2 separate regions of the Homo sapiens genome follow, and region 1 is linked to region 2. A link is an interaction called in ENCODE POLR2A ChIA-PET data of the cell type or tissue named here. Cell type or tissue: OCI-LY7. All regions are shown on one strand. Each heading gives the region's core, and the rest is flanking DNA. Links, peaks and the distances in the headings are about the cores only. Region 1 has its middle 420 kb from the start of ERCC4. Region 2 has its middle 490 kb from the start of ERCC4.

Region 1 (12,176 bases), core at 2,103-10,102, 75 kb after region 2:
CCCAGCACTTTGGGAGGCCAAAGTGGGAGGATCAGCTGAGGTCAGGAGGTTGAGACCAACCTGACCGACACGGTAAAACCCCATCTCTACTAAAAATACAAACATTAGCCGAGTATGGTGGCGGGCACCTGTAATCCCAACTACTTGGGAGGCTGAGGCAGTAGAATCACTTGAACATGGGAGGTGGAGGTTGCAGTGAGCCAAGATCACACCATTGCACTCCAGCCTGGGTGACAGAGTGAGACTCCATCTCAAAAAAAGAAAATAAAAGAAAAGAAGGTAGTCATGAATTTGTTTTCAAAGATGTCCAATGTAGTAAGATGGAAGACATCCACCAGGGTATTACTCCTTGGTTGTGCCAAGGAAAGGGGAGAAGTCAGTCTGGTTTGTGAATTTAGCAGACACTGATCTGGCCTGTCCTGCCTTCTTTTTCCACCTCCTTTTGGAAAGAATCTGCCTTCTTGCTGAGAGGATACCTATGGGTCTGTTCTCCAGACATAAGGTGAGAGGTCTGCCCCTGAGCAGGAGGCCCGAGGTTTGCCAGCAATGCTCATGCCTGCCCTGGATAAATCTGTACACTTCTGGGGTACAGTATCAGAGAACTCTGTTTCCCCACCTATGCAGCATCCTCTAAAGTAGAAACCAATCAGTAACCAATCAGTAACTAAGTTGACAGTTTGATCTCCACCTGTCTGAATTTCCTGTATCTAAACCTCATTGTGCTCTGAAGTTGGGCAGGAACAAGAAAAGTGTTATTTTATCACCACCCACCAAAAATAGGAAAATGACGTAGTTTTGGCAAAGAAAGAGATGGATTAAATCAACATTATCTTACCTATAGGGTGGAATAGTATGCAGATTCTAAAAGCGGTGCTCTGTAAGAATACACAAAGGAAAATGAGTGTTATTTAAGATTAAATGAGAGAAAGCATGTAACAAAAATAGTATGTAAATAAATACCTCTACAAATTGTGAGTACATAGAGAGAAAAAGATCAGAAGAAAGCACTTCAAAAAGCCAGCATTTGTCTCTGGGTTCTGGGGTTATGGGTGATTCTTATCTTCTTCTTAATGCCTTTTTGTATTATATAAATTCTCTATAATATATTTGTACTGTTTTATAATAAAAAAACATTTATTTTTGAGGAAAGCAGAATCTCAAAGGTCACAGTGACTGTACTGTTTGTCCTCTGCACATCAGGAAGAATAAACTCTTTGATTTGGGCCCAGGGCACTTTGAACATATGAGTGCAAACCCACGAAAGGTTTATTCTGAGACAATTCAGCACAATTTCTCTGAGTCATGGAGAATGATTCTCAGACCTTTTGTCCTTGCGCAGGGGCAGTGCATCTATCCGTCTACTTACCCAAACAAAGAACAATGGTTGAGCAGGAACGATGTGCCTGGTACTGTGCTCATCTTCACACATGCAGCCCTCAGAGGCTTGATCCTCACCCCAAAGGAGTGCTGCATGGCAGGGACACAGACAAGCAAGCAAATATAGCAGCGTGGTGTGATAGATGCTTGATGTGGCTTGGCTGTGTCCCCACCCAAATCTCATCTTGAATTGTAATCCTCAGGTATTGAAGGAGAGACCTGGTGAGAGGTGACTGGATCATAGGGGCGGTTTCCCCCATGCTGTTCTTGTGATAGTGAGTGAGTTCTAACAAGAGCTGATGGTTTTACAAGAGGCTCTTCCCCCTTTGCTGCTCACTTTTCTCTCTCTTGCCGCCATGTGAGACGGTCCAAGCTTGCTTTCCCTTCACCTTCCGCCATGATTTTAAGTTTCCTGAAGCCTTCCCAGGCATATGGAACTGTAAGTCAATTTAACCTCTTTCCTTTATAAATTACCCAGTCTCAGGTATGTCTTCATAGCAGTGTGAGAAAGGACTAAAACAGTGCTGCTCTCGAGGAATGTACACAGCCCCATGGGGAATATAGAAGAACCAGCGTAAAGTTTCTGCAGTATTAATGGAAGGAAATAGCAGTTAATCTGGGTCTTGTAGGATGATGGGCCAGGTGAATGGTAGGATTTTCCAGGCACAGCAATGGAAGTGAGAGAAAGAGAAATAGAGAGAGAAGGAAAAAGACAGAGTGGAGTGTGGGGGGAGGCAGAGGGAGAGGGAGAGAAGGAGGGGCAGGGGGTTGGGGGAGAGAGAGACCAGAGACAAAAAGACAGGGATTATGTAACTACTGGTGTCTTAAATAATTGTAAACCATGTAGGAGGATGTACCAGTTAGTTATTCTTTGGCCATAAATCATAGAAACTGACTCTAACTAACTAAGGGAGAAAGGAAGCTTATTGGATTAATATAGGGCAGCTCTAAGAAGCACCAAGACATATGAACTAGAACTCCCAATGTGCAGTTTCAGGAAGCTTTAGGTAACTAAATTCCTCTGGAAGTTGCAGGAGGATGGATCACCTGTTTTCAATCCAATGTTTTACCCAAGAATAAATTCCAGAGAGGGAGCACTATAGGAGCCTAATGTCAGTCACGCAGCCACCCCTTGGCTGGAGGACGGGTGCACTTTCATTGACAGTAGAGAGTGCTCAACAAGGACAGGATAACCTTCCCAATGCCAAACCCCATACTCTTAACCTAGAACTGTAGTTTTCAACCAAGGGTGCATTTGCCTCCCAGGAAACATTTGGGAATTTCTGCAGACATTTTTGCTTGTCACAAATTGAGGGTAGGGGGAAGTGCAACTGGCATCTAGTGGGAAGAGGAAAGGAGACTGCAAACATTCTACAATACTCAGGACACCCCCTACGACAAAGAATTACTTAGTCCTGAGGTTGAAAAACTCTGATCTAGAGGTGAACATATGTGTGAAAACAGAAACTACAAAAGTCATTTAGGAAAGAGAGAAAAAGGGAGGATGGAGCCATGAAAGGAGTATAAGAAAGATAAACTTTATGCCAAGGGCAGTGGGAGGGTCTTTGAAAGGCATTTAAGCCAGAAAGAGGTGTGATATATTCATGGCAAGCATGAGCATGTCAGTACATATGACAGCACCCTCTTCACCAATTTTACAGCAATATTCTCCATTTGTAATTACATACTTTTAACATTTTTGTTTGTCTTTTCATGGCCGGCCACACATCAGTAATCTTCATTAGGGACAGAACCACATCTGCTTTATTTACTATTGTATGCTTGTGCCTAGAATGGTGCCCGGCACATAAAAGAGGCTCAATAAATATTTGCTGAAAGAGGGCGGGCACGGTGGCTCAAGCCTATAATCCCAGCACTTTGGGAGGCGAGGAGGGTGGATCACCTGAGGTCAGGAGTTGGAGACCAGCCTGACCAATGTGGTGAAACCCCGTCTCTACTAAAAATACAAAAATTAGCTGGGCATGGTGGCACATGCTTGTAATCCCAGCTATTCTGGAGGCTGAGGCAGGAGAATCACTTGAACCCAGGAGGTGGAGGTTGCAGTGAGCCGAGATCGCACCATTGCACTGCAGCCTGGGCAACAAAGCGAAACTCCGTATCAAAAAAAAAAAAATTGCTGAAAGAATGAACAAATAAATGAACAGATGGATGAATGGAAGGATGGAAGGATGGATATATAGATAAATGAATGGGTGGATGAAATAAAGGAATATATTTTAAAATACTTTGTATATCAGAGAGTATAATATTTTTAGGTCATATTTGTAAAGATTGCCTACATAGCTGTCAGATTCCCACCTACAAAATAAACCAAAGCAAGCATTTGGAGAAAAAGAAAGGAATCAAGATGATTCACACCCATGATATCTGCATTTTACAAGTTCTGGCTGAGTACATATCATGCAGGATCCCACACTAACATCTGTCTAATGTGCAAAGGGAGGAAAATGTCCACGTGCCAGACGTAGCCTTCACCTAGGAAGGCAGAGATACAGCACTAGAATAACTTTAAGGCAACCTATTAACAGAGGCTGGAATGCATGGCATACCAATCATTTATTTATTCAACAAATATATTTATTGTATACCTACCATGCGTCTGGGCACAGTACTAGATACAAAATATCCATTGTTTAAAAAGGCAGACCTGGTCTTTACCATTGCGGTATTTAAAATGCATTAGGAAAGACAGGCCGGGCGCGGTGGCTCACACCTGTAATCCCAACACTTTGGGAGGCCGAGGCAGATGGATCATTTGAGGTCAAAAGCTCGAGACCAGCCTGGCCAACATGGTGAAACCCCATCTCTACTAAAAATACAAAACAATTAGCCAGGCGTGGTGGCATGCACCTGTAATCCCAGCTACTCGGGAGGCTGAGACACAAGAATTGCTTGAACCCAGAAGGCAGAGGTTGTAGTGAGCTAAGATCACGCCACCACACTCCAGCCTGGGTGACAGAGTGAGACCTGTCTCGAAAAAAATAAGTAAATAAAAAATAAAATAAAATAAATCTACTGGGAAAGACAGATAATGAGTCAACAGAGAAATATGCAATTGCAAATTATAACAGTGGTAGTAATAAAACAATCAGAATATAGTGATAAATTAAAAAACACAGTTTGGTGGCTGACTTAACAGGGACGACATGGCAGTTCTCAAAGGGAAGGATATTTAAGCCAGAAGGATGAATAAAAACCTGCCATGCTAAGAATAAAGAAAATAATGTCTCAGGTAGTTGGAATGATAAAGCAAAAGTCTTGAATCAGGAAAAGGTTGATGTGTTTAAGAATCTCTAAGGAGCCTAGTTTGCTGGGAGCATAGTGAGTAATATGGAAAATGGCATGACACTAGTATAGCGATATAGACAGTGCTCAGATCATGCAGGGTCTTAAAGTCCATGATAAGCTCTTGGATTTTGTTTTGGTTATCTATTGCTGAGTAACAGATCACACCAAAGCTTAAGGGCTTAAAACAATAATAATTTATTATTTTTTCATGATTCTATGAATTGCTTAGGTGGTTCTTTTGTTAGCATTACCTGGGCTCTGTCATGCTGATGCATTCACCTGGATATTGGATGGAGTTGTAATGTTTAAGACATGGCTACTTGGGCTTCCTCCCAGCATGGCAGCTGGATTCTAAGAAGGAACATTCCAAAGAGGCAAAACTGAGAGCTGCAGATATCTTAAGGCCCAGCTTTAGATGGGCCCCTACCACTTTTTTGGGCTACATTGTACTGATCGAAATAAGTCACAGGGCCAGCGTTCTTGATGGAAGGAGTGACCAAAAAAAAAAAAATTGTAACTGTATTTAACCCACCACAGATTCATCCTAAATGAAATGGAAAGTCATTGAAGATTTTAAGGCGTGGATGTAATATAATGAGATTTATGTTTTCCACATGTTCACAGTAAAACTACTATGGGAATAATGAATTGCAGAGGGGCAAGAATGGAATAAGGGATGTAGCTTTACATGTTGGAAAGAGCCCACGATAGAATAAACAGGAAAGGTAAGTTAGAATAAACCTTGAAATCCAAGCACAATATAAATTATCAAAAAGAAGGAAGGCTCCCCCTCAGGTGGCATATATTCCTTAATCAAATACCTGCAAAGTAGATATTAAAAATCATCAGAGCAAATTTGCAGAAGCAGCCTAGTGTGTCAAAATGAGCATTGGCTTTAGAGTGCAACATATTCAGGTTTGGATCCTGGTCTTGCTGCTTACTAGTTAGTTTCCTGATTTGTAAATCAAAGACCTTTACCTTTAGCCCTTGGAGTTTTGATGAGGAGTTGCATAATTCACATAAAGCATTGTATTGCAATACCCAAATTGCAGTAAGATCAACACGTAAGGTTTCATTAGGATATACAAGAGAGAATTTACAAGCAGAAAGTATACACCATTTATGCGTCATTTAACTGAAATGACCACAACTAACTGATTTTCTTTTCGGAGATTTCCAAAACCCATAAGGTCCCTGTAAAGAAAGTGGCCTCACTTGGAAAACACGGGCCAGCATTGCTCAAGCTCCTGGGAACACTGCTCGAAGCCAAAGCCAAAAATAATCCCATTAGTCACATTCAAAGTGCTAAGCAGAAACAAAAAGAAATCAAAATTAATTTCAATACTTACAGTGACAGCAGCAATTAAGGTGACAAGATTATGGAAATCATCACCATCACCAGAGATCTTTGCCTAAGGGAGAAAAATAACCAGTAATATAAAGGACTAAGAAACAGAGGAATTTGAGTTCTGTTCACAACAAATGAACCACTAGCCCTCAGAGGATTTCAACTGGGCATTGCTCCATGCCATAATAATGTATTCTGTGCCCATTATATATCAACATCTTAAAGTAATTACCTCTAGTACTCACATCATCTCTATAAGAAGTATTATTGTTCTCGTCTGTGATTCAAGAAACTGAGTCACAGAAAGGTTAAACAAATTACTCAAGATCACGTTGATGAAAAGTATCAGAACCTTGATCTAAGGTCATCCTCACTTGGGACCCCACTTCCATCCCACTGCCCTATCTTTGTAGATAACAGCCTCAGGCCCCAAAAGAAATGGGATTCTTTCAGCTCCCTCTTATCTGTGACTACGTGCCAGGAATTAGAGAAAGGCTGCTCGGTGTGGTTTGAATGCTCCATAGGTTGTCCATTTTTTCCTCTTTCTGCTTTCTTGTTTGTCTCACTGCAAGTGATTGCTAACAAATTCCAGTATGGTTATCTGAAAAAGACCAAAGCACGAGAGGGGAGCAACCTGTTCTGAAATATCAGAAAAGATAGATTGCACCTTGCTGTGCAGAATGGCAAAAGCAATCATTAAAGTCAAGTGGGCCTGGCATAAGAAAGTCCAAGCAGTGCAAAGAAGCTTTTTGTGGCTCTGCCTTCTGGTCCTCTCTCCTGGGAATGGTGCCCTTCTGGGGGCTTCGTATATTCTTATTGATCACCTCTATGGAGACCTGGGGTAATGGAGAAAGAAAGCTGGTCTTTCATCTGGATTAACAAGTGGCTGATGTGGGCTAATCATATCACTCAGTCCAATTTGGAGCAAATTGGAAGGTCTTCAGAGCAAAGAAGTAGCAACAGTTACCAAGATTTTCAAGTGTATTGGTGAGGACAAATAATAGCAATAGCAGTAATTAAAATGCCAACAACACCCACTGCTGAGATGTGGAGTGGTTCACAGTCTACAATACTTCCCCTTTATTTACATTTTTATTTGTGAGTCAGTAGTTCTGTTTTCTGAGGTTCTTCAGGGGGACCTGGAAAGGGCAGAGATTCAGAAATGGTTTTAGTTACTTGGGAAATTATGTTAACCTCATGAGGTCAAGAGGCTTCTTGGGTGAGATGACTGTGATTGTTAAAGCTTGTCTTAACAGAACAAATCATGACCTCCTGGGTCTGGGTTGGTTGCAGAAACCTTTGTCCCCCCATGTCTTTGGGCAGGGAGGTGTTGACCCATCTTTTTCTGAGGCATTCGATTGTTGTTGTTTTTCATAAACAATATTCATCAAAAATCATTGCCCATTGGCCCACTGGAGAACAGTCATCTGTAACTATATCTGTACCTAACTCTGTCATCTGTACCTATATCTAGGTCCCTCTCAGAGACACAAAGCCTTGTTTGGTAAGAAGAATAGAGGAGATTAATAGGGATTTCTAAAGAATTAGCTAAACCCCAGATAAAACAAGAAGCAAATAAGTAAATCCTTGAACATTCAAGTCATTCTGCCTTAAGTAACTATCAATCTCCCTGGTAAATGAGGGAGTGGGGAAGATTTGTCAAGTTCTTTTTTCATTCCTTCACCCAGGCATTTACTCGACAACTATATCCTGAGTATCTGCCACATGCCAGGCACAGTTCAAGGGGCTTGGGGACATCAGAGAACAACAAAAAGACAACGACTCCTAGAGTTGTGTGATTTCCATCCCAACAGAGGTGTGTGGGAGGTGAGGACAACAACAATAAGGATGATACAGAGGTAATGATATAGCATATTAGCAGGTGAAAGTGCAGTAGAAATTGAAGAAAAGCAGGGGAGGAGAGACAAGGAGTGTGATGAGGAGGACGGGGTTGAAATTTCAAAGACGACGGTTGCATGGAAAAGATAACTTGAGCAAAAGACCTGATGGAATTAGACATGCGGATATCCAGGAAGAGGGAGCAGCCAATTCAAGTGCCTTCTGTTGAGAATGTGCCTGGCATGTTTAAGCAAAAACAAAGAGGATGGAGCGCCTGCGTGAAGTGAGAGAAAGGGGATTAGAAGGTGGTGTCAGAGAGCTTATGGGAAAAGAGAAAGTGGGTCATATAGGATCTGCACACCATCTTAAAGATCTGGCTTGAGACACTGGGCATGGTGCTATAATCCTAGCACTTTGGGAGGCTGAGGCAGCAGGAGCCCTTGAGGCCAGGAGTCTGAGACCAGCCTGGGCAACAGAGCAAGACCCCATCTCTATTAAAAATTTTGTTAATAAAAAATTAGCCGGGCATGGTGGTGTGCGCCTGTAGTCCCAGCTACTTGGGAGGGTGAAGCAGGAGGATCACTTGAGTCTGCGAGGTCGAAGCTGCAGTGAGCTATGATTGTACCACTGCACTCCCTGCTGGGTAACAGAACAAGATCCTGTCTCAAAACAACAACAGCAACAACCACCATGTATATATATATATATAAAATCTGGTTTGATGACTCATTGATTGTTTCACACTTACATTTCAGGCAAGAGTAACTTTGGCTTTTGTTCTATAGGGTAGATCCAACCATAATAATAATATTTTTTATATTATTATTATTGTTATTACTCCCATTTCAGAGATAAGAACAATGAGACTCAGAGAGTGCAAGTAATTTCCCAAAGTCAAGGTCATCCCAAATGGCGAGGAACAGAGTCAGGGTATTAGTAGGAAGTTGCTGACCTGATGTGATTAGAGGCATTTTGGGCCTCCAGATATCTGCCCTGTAGAATTTCTCACTGGATTAAGCATTGGCTTCTTTCTTTTCTTTCTTTTAGTGGTAGAGTACCCTGGAGCAGCGATTGTCTAACATTAGCGTAGACAAGAATGACCTGGAGCTCTTGTTCCAGATGCAGACTTCCCAGCCTCATCTTGTTTTGGGAGGTCTGAAAGGCCCAAGAATTGATGTTATTAAGAAGGAACCCAGGTGATTCCAATGCCGGGGGTTCCTGGACCATGCATTTAAGAAATGCTGCAATTAGTGCCAAAACTCTGAGTGTGGTTGAATTTACCAGATGCTTTGTTTTGCAACAGGAAGTCAAACACAGTGAGAGGAGACAGTTGTACAGAGACTGCCAGCCCTGATTCAGGTCGGGCATGTCTGTGTCTGAACAACCTCTACCCAGAGGCCAGAGCAGCCAAGCAAGATTGTGCTCGTTTGCTTGTTTGAAGGCTAGAAATGGGGTAGTAAATCCTGCTCCAGGTAGCCCAGCTCAAAAAGAAGTTATTTTCCAAAGCCGTCCGTGCCTTAGGTGCACACACTATTTTAATGATATTTCTTCTTTTCTGATTGCAACTGTAATGCATACTTATGGTGGAAACTACCACCAAGCATAAAGAAAACACAATTGTTTCTGGTTCCCACTTCTCCATGGTAACCACCAATAAATTTTGTATCTTTCCATCTAGCATTTTTTCTCTCTCTCTTTCTCTTGGTCTCTATCTCTCATCTAAATTCTCTGAGTCTTTGTTTCCTTTTCTGTAATATGGGAATAAAAGCACCTACCTTTTAGAGTTACATAATGGATGCTTAATAAATTACATTACACTTATTATTCAACTATGATTGTGTTTATTTTTTCCACTTGACATTCTATAATGAACATTTTCCATGTGTCATTAACTACTCTTCAAAAACATGACTTTTAATAGCTGCATAATGCACCATCATTTAATGAACCATAATTTATTTAACTATTCTCCTATTATTGAGCTTTGAAGTGTTTTCTAATATTTTGCTATTGGAAATAACACTGAGTACTTAAATCTTATTTTTTTAATGTCTGAATTTTTTCTTAGGATAGATTTCCAAAAGAGAAATGACAAGGACAAAGAGTTTAAACATTTTAAGGTTTTTTATGCATGTTGTTAAATTATCTTTCCAGGGTGGGGTGGGAAGTGTATACTTCCAATAGCGTTGCCAGCATTAAAAGTTACTTAAACACATGTCAGAGATGTACATGTGTCAGCATATAAATTAATGGGAATGGTGAAAAGATAAAATTCATTGTAGATTTCAAAATCCATTAAGCCTTTTGGGTATATACAACGCATTAAACTCTTTAAGAGAAGAGACTCAGAAATGTGGATGTATTTTCTCATCACTGTTCACTAGCTAAGAAACTTTCATGAGGAGAAAGACATAATTTCTCATTGGCAGGTTGCTAATATTACTCCATATCTTGAAAAACCTTCCACTCTTCTGGTTCCTATTGCTAAATTCCAATCATCCTGAAGGGGATTGATAATTGTGGCAATTGTACAAAATGATTGCTACCTGTAGAGGCAATCACTTCCGTCTCCTGCAGAACTGATGAGCAATTCATTATCAAGGATTTAATTGCTATAAACCTGTGAGGAAAAGGGATTTCTCATATGATTTCCAGGATTTTGTGCATCCGACCCTCCTTGGCTCCAAATTAGCTTTCGTGAATAGGAATTTGAAATCAGGCTGTGGCAGGAGGGTAATCACACAGTGGAGGTGCTGTGGAAATATTTGCATAATCTGTCTTGAACTTATGATGTTACCTTTAAATAGGATGCTGCACCCATGAGTGGGGTAGAATCTTCTTGAATAATTATGACAATTCCGGCAGCAAGCCCACAGCTGGCTTCAGTCAGAAATGCAAAAAAAAAAGAAAAAATTAGTTAAAAATAAGGCATATTAAGAGTTATGATGAGGCTTAGAAGCTTACTGGTTAGAGCCAGAACTCTGGACTCAGACTGCCTGGATTCAAAGCATGCCTCCATTTCCCAGCCCTTACTAGATGAACCTGAATAAGGCAGACATGTCCTGCACAATTCTCAGTAGGAATGGTGCTGATAACAGTGCCTGCCTCACATAATTGCTGCAAAGATTATCTTAGAATACCCATGTAAAGCCTCAGGCATGGAGCCCACATAAAGTAATATTATTCCTAAGGTATCTTGAAAGTTTCTTTCATTTTCCGAATTTGAATTTGCCCATGGATCTCAAGTATTTTCACCAGGAAAAACTATATTTTTAAAATTATCAGGTCTCTCTGCATGGACTCCTTGTTTTAAGAGATTGCAATGAGAAAATGTGGAATATCACTTATTAATGACCCACTGTGTGTCAGAAACAATATATTATGACATTTAATTTTTACCGACTACTTTTTAAGATAGGTGTCATTTTGTCTATTTTTATGTGATACTGTTGTGAGCCAAGCTTCAAATCCTGGTTCTCTATTGATTACCCATGTGATTTAGGGCAAGTGACCTCTCTAAGCCTCATTTTCCTCATCTGTGAAGTGGGAATAATAGTAGCCTCCACCTCACCTTACAATGGTGGCTGGCACACAGTAAGTGCTGAGATTATGCCAGATCTTATTATTATTTGTTAGTGAAAAACTGAGACTAGCCTCAGTGTCTCACACCTGTAGTCCCAGCACTTTGGGAGGCCGAGGTGGGCAGATTACCTGAGGTCAGGAGTTCGAGACCAGGCTGGCCAACATGGTGAAATCCCGTCTCTACTAAAAATGCAAAAAAATTAGCTAGGCATGGTGGCAGGCACCTGTAATCCCAGCTACACGGGAGGCTGAGGAAGCAGAATCACTTGAATCCGGGAGGTAGAGGTTTCAGTGAGCCGAGATTGTGCCACTATACACCAGCCTGGGCGATAAGAGTGAGACTCTGGCTCAAAAAACAAACAAACAAACTGAGGCTCATTCAGATAAGCGAAGTAATATTCCCAAGATCACAAAACTTATTAGTGGCTGAGCCGAGATTTGAATCCACATCTGTCTAATCCCAAAATGATCTGTTTTACTATATCACGTTAACAAACTCTACTGTGATAGAGAAACATCCATAATAATTCATTCATCCTCATAATCTTAACATCTAGTAAAATTGTAACTGCCAAACATTTTCTTACTGGTCCATCACAACCAGTGTTTTCAAGTTGTGCTGAAAGCAGTGACTCACTTTTCTCACCTGAAAGGAGTAGGTAATAATGCTTTCCTTGCAGTTTTTTCCAGGCTTAGAAGTGACTATTAAAAAATAATATTT
Region 2 (12,176 bases), core at 2,888-10,887:
ACCTTAAAATGAGAGGAAGGAGCTTGATCAGCTTTAAGTTTTATGAGTCAGTGACTTGAAGATGGTATTGATCTGGGCATCTTCTCTGAACAGTGGCATCCAGGAGCCCCAGAGGTCAGATATCTGAATGTTTGCCTGAGAAGAGTGAAGGCTTCAATATTCCAGGCAGTACAGAAATTGTCTACTTACTTTGTAGAGAAACCACCAGCCTCTGGCCATCTGACATCTGCCTTGTATTTACCCTGGAGATTGTTTTCTTTATTTTTGTTTTATTACAAAAGGGAGATAAGTTCAAAGGAAGAGAAAAGCAAGAAGAAGAAATAACCCCTGTAATCTACCTTATCCCCCAAAGTTACCAAGAGTTCAATTTCATTTTATAACCTCTGTACCTGTTTTCAGTATCTCCGAGAGAGATCCATCGTTTATCCAAATCATCCCTAAGTTCTTTGGCTTTCGGGGACTAATCTTTCTTTAATATCCAAATAAAACAACTCATTTCCCCTGTATTATTTTTCTATTGCTGCATAACAAATTATCGTACATTTTGGAGCTGATAACAACACCCACTCACAGTTCTATATGTCTGTGTGCATGGCATCCCTGGGTGCTCTGCTCAGGTCTTACAAGGCTAAAATAGAGGTGTCAGTAAGGCTGTGTTCCAACCTGTAGTCTCTGGAGATAAATCCACTTCCAAACTCATTCAGACTGTTGAATTCAGTTCTTTGCAACTGTAGGACTGAGGTCCTGTTTCCTTTCTAGCTGTCAACCAAAGGCTGCTCTCAGCTCCAAGAGGCCACCTGCATCCTTGCCACATTTTGCCATCACCCCATTATCAAGCCAACAAGGACGCATTGAGTTCTCTTCATTCTTCTACTATCTTTATGTCAGGAAGAGCTCTGTCCCTTTTAAGGACTCATCTGATTAGGTCAAGTCCACCCAGGTAATATCTCTTTTGATGAATTTGAAGGCAATTGATTTGTAACCAAACCATAGAAGCCATATCCAATCCCATTCACTGGCCCCACACAGTCCCAAGAGAGGGGATTCTATACAGTATGTACAGGAAGGGCAGGAATTGTGGAGGGTCTCTTAGAATTTTCCTAACTCACGCCAATTCTGCATTACTGCAGGAAATCCAGTCCTCTCCTGAATATCTCACTAGGAAGTAATCTGTTACAGTGCTCCGCATTGAGCTGGGCTCAAAAAGCAACTGATAAATGAATCAAAGTGCTCCTGAATGTAATGACCTTGTGGCCAGCCCCTCTCATTTGCTACTCCAATGTTGCCCACTTCTTGGCCACTTCTGGCCTTATCATCACATTCCAGGCTTCTCTGCCTGTCTCTTCTGCTCCAAACCCCTAGGCATCAGCCCTCCAAGGCAACACTAGCAGAAGGTCAATGCCTGACTGCAGTAAGATTGGGAGAGGAAAAGGCCAATGAAGGCCATCACAAAACAGGGAAAAATGAAATCATGCGAAACTGGGTACCAGGCATCACTACTCCTTAAGTCCAAATCATATCCCGTCAGAAGTCCCTTACTGGTAGTCTCTCACCTTAGATGAGAGCTCAGAAAACTTTTATAAATATGTTAGATTTTGCAAGCCATAATGTCTCTGTTGCAGCTATTTAACTTTCACCTGTAATGCAAAAGCAGTCATATATGATATGTAAACAAATCGGCATGGCTATGTCTCGGTTAAAATTTATTTATAAAATAAAGCGTAGACCAGAATCAGCCTTTGATTGCTTCTGGCTTAGACCCTGGCTGCTTTAAGGCTTTGGCCTATTCTCCCAGAATGGAGTCTTCAGGTATCTTTGTTTCTTTACCCTCCTGGATGAAGGAAACTCTTGTCCCAGGCCAGGAGAGGAAAGTGAAATCATCATAACATCCAAATAAACTCTTCATTCAAAGAGAACCACTCCATATATATACCATGGAATACTACACAGCCATAAAAAGAATGATATCATGGCCTTTGCAGCAACATAGTTGCAGCTGGAGGCCATTATCCTAAGCGAATGAATGCAGAAAAAGAAAATCCAATACCACATGTTCCCGCTTATAGGTGGGAGCTAAACAATTGGTATACATGGGCATAAAGATGGAAACAATAGACATTGGTTACTTCAAAAGCAGGGAGGGGCTGCGTGCGGTGGCTCACACCTGTAATCCCAACACTTTGGGAGGCCAAGGTGGGCAGATGGCTTGAGGTCTGAGACCAGCCTTGCCAACATGGCAAAACCCCATCTCTCCTAAAAATACAAAAATTATCCAGGCATGGTGGCACGTTTCTGTAGTCCTGGCTACTCAGAAGGCTGAGGCAAGAGAATTGCTTGAACCCAGGAGGTGTAGATTGCAGTGAGCTGAGATTGCACACCTGCACTCCAGCCTGGGGGACAGAGTGAGACTTCGTCTCAAACAAAAACAAAAACTAAAACAAACATAAATAAGCAAAAGCAGGGAGGGAAGAATGGGGGTAAGGGCTGCAAAGCAACTTACTGGGTACTATGTTCATTGTTTGGGTGAGGGGTTTTCTAGAAGCCTCAGCATTATGCAATACACTCGTGAAACAAACCTGCACATGTAACCTCGATCTAAAATAAAGTAAAAATAAATACCTTTTTAAAGAGAAAGAACCACTCATTCACATGAACATAAAAAAGAGTTTTAACTTCCTGTTGTCCTGAACTTTGTCATTATGGATTTTGCACTACCTTGGAAAAACTCATTTGAGAGTCGTTGTTATTTGCTTGTTTGTTTCTTCCTAGAGAAGATCCCCAAGCCACAGGAAGACCCCAGAGTAACTCTGATACTGTAGTTGTTATTGTGGCTTTGCCTGATCCTGCAAGCCTAGATGGAGTTCTTGGGGGCTGCCCAAGGTCAAGTACTTGTGCTTTGCTTCCTATCAGTCATTCTGTAGGGTAAGCTAACGAACAGGAAACAGACAACACAGAACAGTTATCTTCCCCTTTCTGAGCCCACTCTGAAGGTCCCTGCTTGCCTTCTTCTTTTTCCTTCCTTTTGTAATAGGAACTTCACAGTTCAAAGGCTTCTGCGGAGAGTTTGGCAGAAAATGTAGTTTAAGCTGCAACTTGCTGTAATCATAATAGCTGCCGTTTATTGGGAGCTTACTACACGTCAGGATCCTTGCGAAGTGTTTTATATGTGTTATCTCATTTAATTCTCACAACAATTTTATGAGATCGGCCCCATTCCTTTTTCCATTTTATGCACAGAAAACTGCAGTGTCAAGAGGTTAATCAGCTTCCCTAGGTACACGGAGCCAGAAAGTGGTGGAGTCTATTCAGAATGCAGATCTCTCTCACTCCAAAAGGAGTTCTCCCAAACATGACACCAAAGAGCGTCTGCATCTGGGAGATAGAGCCCCCACTGGGAGGCACTGTCTGTGTACCTTTCCCCTGCCATCAGGGTGATGGAAGTTTATGGCCCACCTCATAGAGGGCGCCACAGAGAATCTTGACATTCTTTTTAGACCAAGGCCACTTAATAAAGTACTTCTATTGATCGTTCGAAGTAAATAAGTTCAAGACAGGCTAGAGGGCTTAATTTCAGACAGAACAATACATTAAGAGGAAGCAAAGGCCACATGGCTAACTTAATAAAGCTTCTTCACTTAGGGCATCTTTCAGACCACATCAAAAAATAACACTGAAATTGAATGGCTGTACATAAATAAGTCAGAATTGACATCATCCTCACCTCGCAGTGTGGTTTATGAATGGCGTTGACAGTAATTAAACACTTCTCAGCTGCAAGTATCACCAAGCATTCTATTTACATTATCATACTTAATTTTCACAATAATTCTCTGCATTAGTCAGGACAGTCTAGGCTATGCTGCAGTAACAGGCAACCCCCAAATCCTGGAGGCTTAAAATCGGAAAGGTTTATTTCTCACTCATGCCGATTGTCTACTACAGTCAGCTGGGGAGTTTGCTGCTCTGGGACCAGGCTAGCAGAATATTCTGGAATGTTTTATCAGGAACTTTCCTAATTGGTATCTGAAACATTGTTGGCTGGCATTGCAAGAGGGGAAAGGGAGCTCTGGAGAGCATATGACTTCATCAATTAAATGCTAAGCTTAAAATGTCACATGTTGCTTTTGTACAAACTCATCAGCCAGAGTCACACGTCAAAGAGAAAGAAATAAAATATTTGCTCTAAGGCAAATGTCATCCTTATCCTGCCTTTTATAAAAGAGGAAAGAGAAGCTAAGGCGCTTATCCAAGGTTATGCAGCTAGATGAATGGTTGAGGCAAGATTTGACTTTCTGACTTGACTCTTCACCCTCTCTGTTACAGATGGAAGTGTAAACAGGTTTCTACAGTATAAAAGAAGATTAAAACGCAACAGCATTTTAAACAAAAATTAAAGCTCAAAAGAACTGTAGGGAATGAACAATTCTAATTGGGAGGTGAAAGATTTAAAAAAGAAAAAAACAAAGCCTTGTGGAAGACATGTGGCTTGAGTTGAATGATGAAAGACAGGAAGGACATTCCAGGAAAAAGTAGAGGGAAGTGGAGGCATAGAGAGGGAAGAACAGAGGATAAGTTGGGACATGAATGACAGTGTGGCTGGAGAGAGAGAGGGAACTTGAGAGAAAGAGATGAGTAGAGACAGAGCAGGAAATGAGGCAAAAAGTGGACTGGCAACAGACAACAGGTTTTATTCTCCTAGCTGTAAGGAGAGGCAAACAGGGTATTATTCCAGAATAACTGAAACCCACAACTAGAAAATGCACTGAAACACAAACCCACTCAATAATGGGTCAAAAGCCTTATCTTCTATAGAATCACAGTAGTCCTAGAGTTCTACAGAGTGCTTGGCACATTGCAGATGTTTGATAAATATTTAGAGCGCATTGAATGATTTCCAGAAGTGTATATGAGGTTTAGAGTTTGCTCCGAGGACAAAACAGAAAGAACTACGAAAAATCTAAGCATAAAGGAAGCCCTGCAAAGAATTTTCTAGGTTGAATTTGTCACTGAAGACACAGAACATCAACATACTGGCAAACATCCAAGCCAATAAGAAGATGCAAACTGTGTGGTCAAGGTTTAACTAGTCTTGTGATGAAAGGGACTGCCATATGGGATTGTTTTTATTTGTTGTGGGTAATTTTCTGTGGAAGAGTATCCTTCTAACCTAGCATAATGAAGCTGATTATTTGTGCTTAGAATAACTAGCAAGAAAAACAAAGAAAGAGAGAGAGAGAGAGAGAAATTCATTCAAAAACATTGGAGTTAAGTTACATCCTTGGCAGAATTTCATCAGTGGAGCCCTCCTGAATGGATGACCAAAAAGCTGTCAAGGGCTGGCTTGTCAAATACATTGACCAAGAGCTCAAAAAAATTGGGTTTTATAGACACAAACTCTAAGTGGAGAGAGAATTCTGCTCTGGGAAACTTGGTGATCTCCAACCTTGAAGATAGTCATAAAACCTCCTGATGGATAGCTTCCTTGAAGTGGGTCATTCTTTTCATTTCATGCCCAGATGAATTCTGCACACTAAGAAGAAACTTAGAAGACCTAAACATTGGATAAATAGTGCTCAGGGAAGAGAAGTTATTTTATTAATGAAGGGTCTTGTCTGTTGGGCTGATGATCTTGGAATATATCCTGAGACTAGTGGTGAACATTCCTTAAAAGGGGACACTCAAATTTTATTTTATTGTTTTATTGTTTTTTTTTTTTTGAGTCAGAGTCTCACTCTGTTGCCCAGGTTGGAGTGCAGTGGTGTGATCACTCACTACAACCTCCGCCTCCCAGGTTCAAGTGATTCTCCTGCCTCAGCCTCCTGAGTAGCTGGGATTACAGGTGCATGCCACCAGGCCTGACTAATTTTTGTGTTTTTTAGTAGAGACCGGGTTTTGCTATGTTGACCAGGCTGATCTCAAACTCCCAGCCTCAAGTTATCTGCCCGCCTCAGCCTCCCAAAGTGCTGGGATTACAGGCGTGAGCCACCAAACCCAGCTAAATTTTAGAAAGATCACTAGGCAGCTGGGTGGAGGATGGATGACGGGATAGTTTTGCAGTGGCGATGGCACTGAAGGTTGATAGCAATAGACCAGGTGAGAAATAACAAAGATCTCAATTTTAGTAGTAATGATAGGAATATAGAGGAGCAAACTTATATTAATTTGCTAGGTCTACCATAACAAAATACCACAAACTGGGTGGCTTAAATAAGAGAAATGTATTGTCATACAGTTTTGAAGGCTAGAAGTGCAAGCCAACAGAGTTGGTTTTTTCTGCGGGCTGTAAGGGAAAATGTATTCCATGCCTCTCTCACAGCTCTCTGTGGTTTGCTGGCATCCCTTGTCTTCTGCTGCATTACCCTGATCTCTGCCTTCCTCTTCACATAGTGTTTTCCTGGGTGTCTTCACATCGTCTTCCTTCTTTGCATGTCTGTCCCTATGTCCAAATTTCTCCTTTCTATAAGGACACCAGTCATATTGGATTACAGGCCCTCCCTACTCCAGCATCACTTCTTCTTAACTAATTATATCTGCAAAGGCTTTATTCCAAATAAGGTCACACTGTGATGACCTGGAGTTTAGGAATTCAACATAGGAATTTGGGGGTTACATAACTCAAATCATGACAGGACCTATTTCAAAAGTATGTTGGAGTTATAGTTAAAATGACTTGATAACTAATTGAATGTGCTTGGTTATTTATGAATTAAGACAGTTTGCAGATGATGTATCAGCATATAAAGATGATATTTGCCGTTTACCAAAGGATAAACAATAGCGACAATGTCCTTGTTATGAGCTAAATTGTGTCTCCCCCAAATGTATATGTTGAAGTTCTAACCCTTAGTATCTCAGAATGTGACTATATTAGGAGATTGAGTCTTAAAAGAGATAATTAAGGTTAAATGGGATCCTTAATGTAGGTCCCAATACAACGTGATTAATATCCTTGTAAGGAGGAGAAATTAGAACACTGACACACCCAGAAGAAAGGCCATGTGAAATCAGAGGGAAAAGACAGGCATCTATAAGTCCAAGAGAAAGAACTCAGAAAAAAATAACCCTGCTGACACCTTGATCTCAGACGTCTTGTCTCTAGAACGGTGAGAAAACAAATTTGTGTTGTTTCAGCCACCCAGTCTGTGATACTTTCTTAAGGCAGCCCCTAACTGATGAATACAGTCCTTAATAATCTAATGACAGTCATTTGAGTATTGTGGGGACCAGTGCAGGAGACAAAACTTTGGACGCGGAAACCATCCTGTGTCTCCATGTAACTTGATTCTTATGTATTTAGGGACAAATTTCATGTTGCCTTTTGGAATCTGATGATTTGCAAACTCCGGTGGGCCTGAAGCCCAGAGGAAGAAGCATTTATAGGACACTCCACTGTAACAAGTCCTAGTATCCTAAACACCACCAAGTTGTTTGCCCCTGGCACCCTTACCCGGTGGGTTTTCAGACGTAATGTCTGCTCGACATTACATCTGATGAAAGAATACTTTATCTTTCATCAGGAGGGAAAATAAGTTGGATAGAAAAGAGGATTAGACAGACCAGGCATGGTGGTTTATTCCCATAATCTCAGCATTTTGAGAGTCTAAGGTAGGAGGATCACTTGAGGCCGGGAGTTTGAAAGCAGCCTGGGCAATATAGCCAGAACCCATCTCTAAACAAAAAAAAAAAAAATTTTGTTTTGATTAGCTGAGGGTGGTGGAACATGCCTGTAGTCCCAGCTACTTGGGAGGTCAAGGTGGGAGGATCTCTTGAGCCCAGGTGTTCGATGCTACAGTGAGCTATTATTGTGTCACTGCACTCCATCCTGGGCAACAGACCTAGTTTCTGTTTCTAGAAAAAAAAAAAAAGAAAGATGTATATTTTGAAAATGGAGGTTGTTGACTGTTCTGACATTGCTAACTACTGCAGAAGCAGAGAAGGTCTCCTCAGGAGATATGATTGAGCAGAGGCTGTTTGGGAAACCTCTTCAGCTAGTTGAGGGAAATCTCCTACACATCCTCCAAGACCCATCTCAGATTACCCTAACTGAGGAAGCCTGCCCAGATAAGCTGCATGGTCCACCCTAAATTCAGCTCCTTGAATTTGACCTCCCCTCATCCCACACACAAAACCTTCACTGCTTAGGTGCCTTTTTCTCCAACTAAATGGTGAGCTCTTCTAAAACAGAAACTCAGTTGTTCACCTTTGTAGCCATGGACCCCATCATCATGTCTTGGAGTGGGCAAATACTCAGATGGGTCGAATAGGGAAAAAAATAACTGATGGCCAAAAGCAATTTCTATTGAAGTTCATTACCTATAAACTTCCAGTTAAGGAAATTTCCACTGAACTCAAATATGTGATGCTTTCTTGCTTATATTTTTCAACATGCAACTTATTTTTATCAAGGCCTTATCAGGCTAAATGGCCAGCATCAAAACAACAGCTTGAAGCAAGAAAGGGAAAAACAAACAAACATTTGGTCCACTGTTTTCTTGTCTTTTTATTTTTTTTCCAACACAATGCCCAGTGGTCCATTTTGTAGTTTACACGATTTTTCTCATTGATGGATTAATCTGAGAATCCACTGACCTCAACAGTAGCTTCTGGACTGACTCAGCTCCCTGCCTTCTCATAGTGAGTGCTTAGACAAACATCTGCTGGAGAATTAAGACCTGTAAGAAAATATGTATTTAATTTGAATAACAAAATAGGCCGGGCAAGTGGCTCACGTCTGTAATCCCAGAACTTTGGGAGGCTGAGGCGGGCGGATCACCTGAGGTCAGGAGTTCGAGACCAGCCTGGCCAACATAGAGACACCTCATCTCTACTAAAAATACAAAAATTAGCCAGGCTTGGTGGCACACGCCTGCAGTCCCAGCTACTCAGGAGGCTGAGGCAGGAGAATCTCTTAAGCCCCGGAGGCAGAGGTTGCAGTGAGCTGAGATCATGCCGTTGCACTGGAGCCTGGTTGACAGAGTGGGACTTCATTTCGAAACAAACAAAAAAGCTTAAATAACAAAATGAAAATAACCTCTCTTCATGTCATACCCAGACTTGTAAATTCTGTTATGAATTTCTAGGCTATAATCTCTGATAGGTAAAAAGTCACCCAACCAATTGAAAAGGCTGGTAAGTCCACCCTCATTCCTCTTATCTGTACACTTCCAAGTTCAGAAGATGTAGGATATCTGTATTCTTTGTCCCTTTTAGCATAGATGCCTGTTCCCCAGGAACACTGGGCAGGTGACTATTTGCAAGCCTGTAAATAAATAAAAGTTGCAAATCTGGAATGGAGGGTGAGAATTACTTTCTAAAAATGACTTATGGTGATGCGTTGAGAAAGAAGAGAATTGGAGGCCAATGAGCTGTGAAATGATTCAAACGGAGGGTGATATTCTAAAGTATTCCAGAGTTTGCATTCTAGACAAGGCTCTAGAGTCATAGAAAAAATAGTTATCCACAAAAATTGACACAACCCAAATTTAACAGTATATTTTTTAGATTTCTGTTAGTTTGTTTTTGCTTTTTTTTATGGCAGTCATTTCAGTTCAAGTCCACAAACAAATATTGTGGACCTACTATGTTCAAAGCACAGGAGTGAAAGGCATATAAGTGATTATAATATAATTTTGGTATCAAGATGTTAACAGAGTAGTATGCAGCCATAAAAAAGAATAAGTGCATGTCCTTTGCAGGGACATGGATGAAGCTGGAGGCCATTATCCTTAGCAAACTAACACAGGAACAAGAAAACAAATACTACATGTTCTCGCTTATAAATGGGAGCTAAATGATGAGAACACATGGACACACTGAAGGTAACAACATACCCTGGGGTCTATCGGAGGGTGGAGGGTGAGAGGAGGGAGAGGATCAGGAAAAATAACTAATGGGTACTAGGCTTAATGCTTAGGTGATGAAATAATCTGTACAGCAAACCCCCATGACACAAGTTTAGCTAAGTAACATACCTGCACTTGTAACCCTGAACTTAAAATAAAAATTTTAAAAAATGCTATATTAAAGCTTGAAAATGAAAAAAAAAAAGACAATAAATTGTGTTTATAATAGGGATAGTCATAGTTACAACTTATTAATGCTTACCATGTTCTTCTAGAAAAATCAGTAGTGCAGAGTGGCAAGATGATAAACACAGGAGGCAATAAGCCTCCAATTAAACTTCAGATCCACCATTTAACTCACGGTGTGACTTTGAGAGATTTCCTCAATCTGTCTGCATCTCAGTTGCTCGTCTGTAAATCTGAAGTAACCAAAGTATTAAAAGAGTTATTGTGAAAATCAAATGGGTTAATACACATAAAGTACTTAGAAAAATGTAGTTAGTGCTGTGTGTGTTAGTTATAATTGCTATTATCTCTATGTGCATGAGATACATCACATATATTGTCTTTTGGGGCAAACTGCTATTATCCTTATTTCATGGGTGAAGAAAGAGGTCAGAGAGATTAATGTGTTCAAGGATACAGAGCAAGTAATGGTTAAAGCAAGGATGCAAATCTCAACCTGCCTCTAAGATTCATGTTCTCACCACCACATGTCACTGCATACAAGGTAAGAAATATTAATATAACACAAAAGGAAATATGTGAAAAAGGAGGCTTTGGGTAAAAACTCTGGGAATGCAAGGGGAAATGGATAGATTCATAGAAGAGGTAGCATTGGAACTGAGCTTGGAGGAAGGATTTGTCCACTGACTAACCTACCTTGTATCCCCAGGATAGGCAGCCCTGGTGTGCTTTGGCTTTGACCATCTATTGTCTGATTTTTGTCAGCTTGGTGATATTGCTTGTGTGTATTAGTCAGGGTTCCCTAGAGGGACAGAACTAATAGGATAGATGTATGTATGAAAGACAGTTTATTAAGGAGTATTGACTCACACGATCACAAGGTGAGGTCCCATAATAAGCCGTCTGCAAAGCTAAGTAGCAAGATACCCAGTACGAGTCCCAAAACCTCAAAAGTAGGGAAGCCAACAGTGCAGCCTTCAGTCTGTGGTCTAAGATCCAAGAGTCCCAAAGCTGAAGAACCTGGAGTCCAATGTTCAAAGGCAGGAAGCATCCGGCACGGGAGAAAGATGGAGGCCAGAAGACCCAGCCAGTCTACTCTTTCCACATTCCTCTGCCTGCTTTTATTCTGGCCATGCTGGCAGCTGATTAGATTGTGTCCACCCAGATTGAGGGTAGGCCTTCCTTTCTCAGTCCACTGACTCAGATGTTCATCTCCTTTGACAGCACCCTTGCAGATGCACCCAGGAACAATACTTTGCATCCTTCAATCCAATCAAATTGGCGCTCAATATTAACCATCACACTGTGTTAGACAAGCTATGTTTTTTTTTTTTTTTTGAGATCGAGTTTCAGTCTGTCACCCAGGCTGGAGTGCAGTGGCGCGATCTCGGCTCACTGCAAGCTCCGCCTCCCAGGTTCACACCATTCTCCTGCCTCAGCCTCCCGAGTAGCTGGGACTACAGGCGCCCGCCACCAAGCCCAGCTAATTTTTTTGTATTTTTAGTAGAGATGGGGTTTCACCGTGTTAGCCAGGATGGTCTTAATCTTCTGACCTCGTGATCCGCCCACCTCGGCGTCCCAAAGTGCTGGGATTACAGGCATGAGCCACCGTGCCAGGCCTAGAAAAGCTATGTTTTATACATAGTAAGTACTCAATAATTCTCATTAGAATGAAGAATAAATGAACGAATAAATGAATAGGAGAGGATTGGTATTTCAGGTTTTTAGTGGAACTTCAATTAAGCAAGTCGGTAGCATTCAACCAGCCCATTAGCCAGTCTTCTGATTACAAAGTAGTTGGAGCCTGTTTTGTTTAGAAAGAGATTGGTGCTTTTCAGAATGCACTGTGAGCAGAGAAAGCCTTTGGGGCTTAATTAATAATCCCTGTTTAAAATGAAAAATACACTAAAACTACAAATGTGTTGTGTGACAAGATTTCAGCCCTGTAGGTAATCTGTTCTTTTTTCAAACATACTTTCCTCTCTATTTACTGAATCCATTATGTTAATTAAGGAAAACACCAGCTTCCAGGAATATCCCAAGGATTTGTTTTTGATTTTTGTAGTAAAGCCTCTATCATTTTAACCATATTTATTCCCTGAAAGGATAGATGTACCCATTCTTAGAATCTTTTTTTTTTTTCAGTAA

The links. ChIA-PET counts read pairs that join two places held together with the same protein. Peaks named below come from ENCODE experiments on the same cell type or tissue, not always from the same donor. Only the 100,000 strongest peaks of a DNase experiment are listed, where the experiment ranks them.
Region 1: POLR2A ChIA-PET joins it to region 2 with 13 read pairs; 3 of 35 experiments call an interaction of 5 or more read pairs at or near these places.

What each region holds. Positions count from the first base shown.
Region 1 is chr16:13,498,504-13,510,679 of GRCh38, forward strand. It overlaps a transcript of SHISA9 not described here. Among named protein-coding and RNA genes, the nearest start is that of ERCC4, 420 kb to the right of the region's middle. In OCI-LY7, for the core only: no CTCF peak of the experiment used is centred there; no DNase peak of the experiment used is centred there.
Region 2 is chr16:13,423,070-13,435,245 of GRCh38, forward strand. It overlaps a transcript of SHISA9 not described here. Among named protein-coding and RNA genes, the nearest start is that of ERCC4, 490 kb to the right of the region's middle. In OCI-LY7, for the core only: a CTCF peak has its summit at 3,467; a DNase peak (open chromatin) is centred at 7,782; H3K27ac peaks cover 180 bases.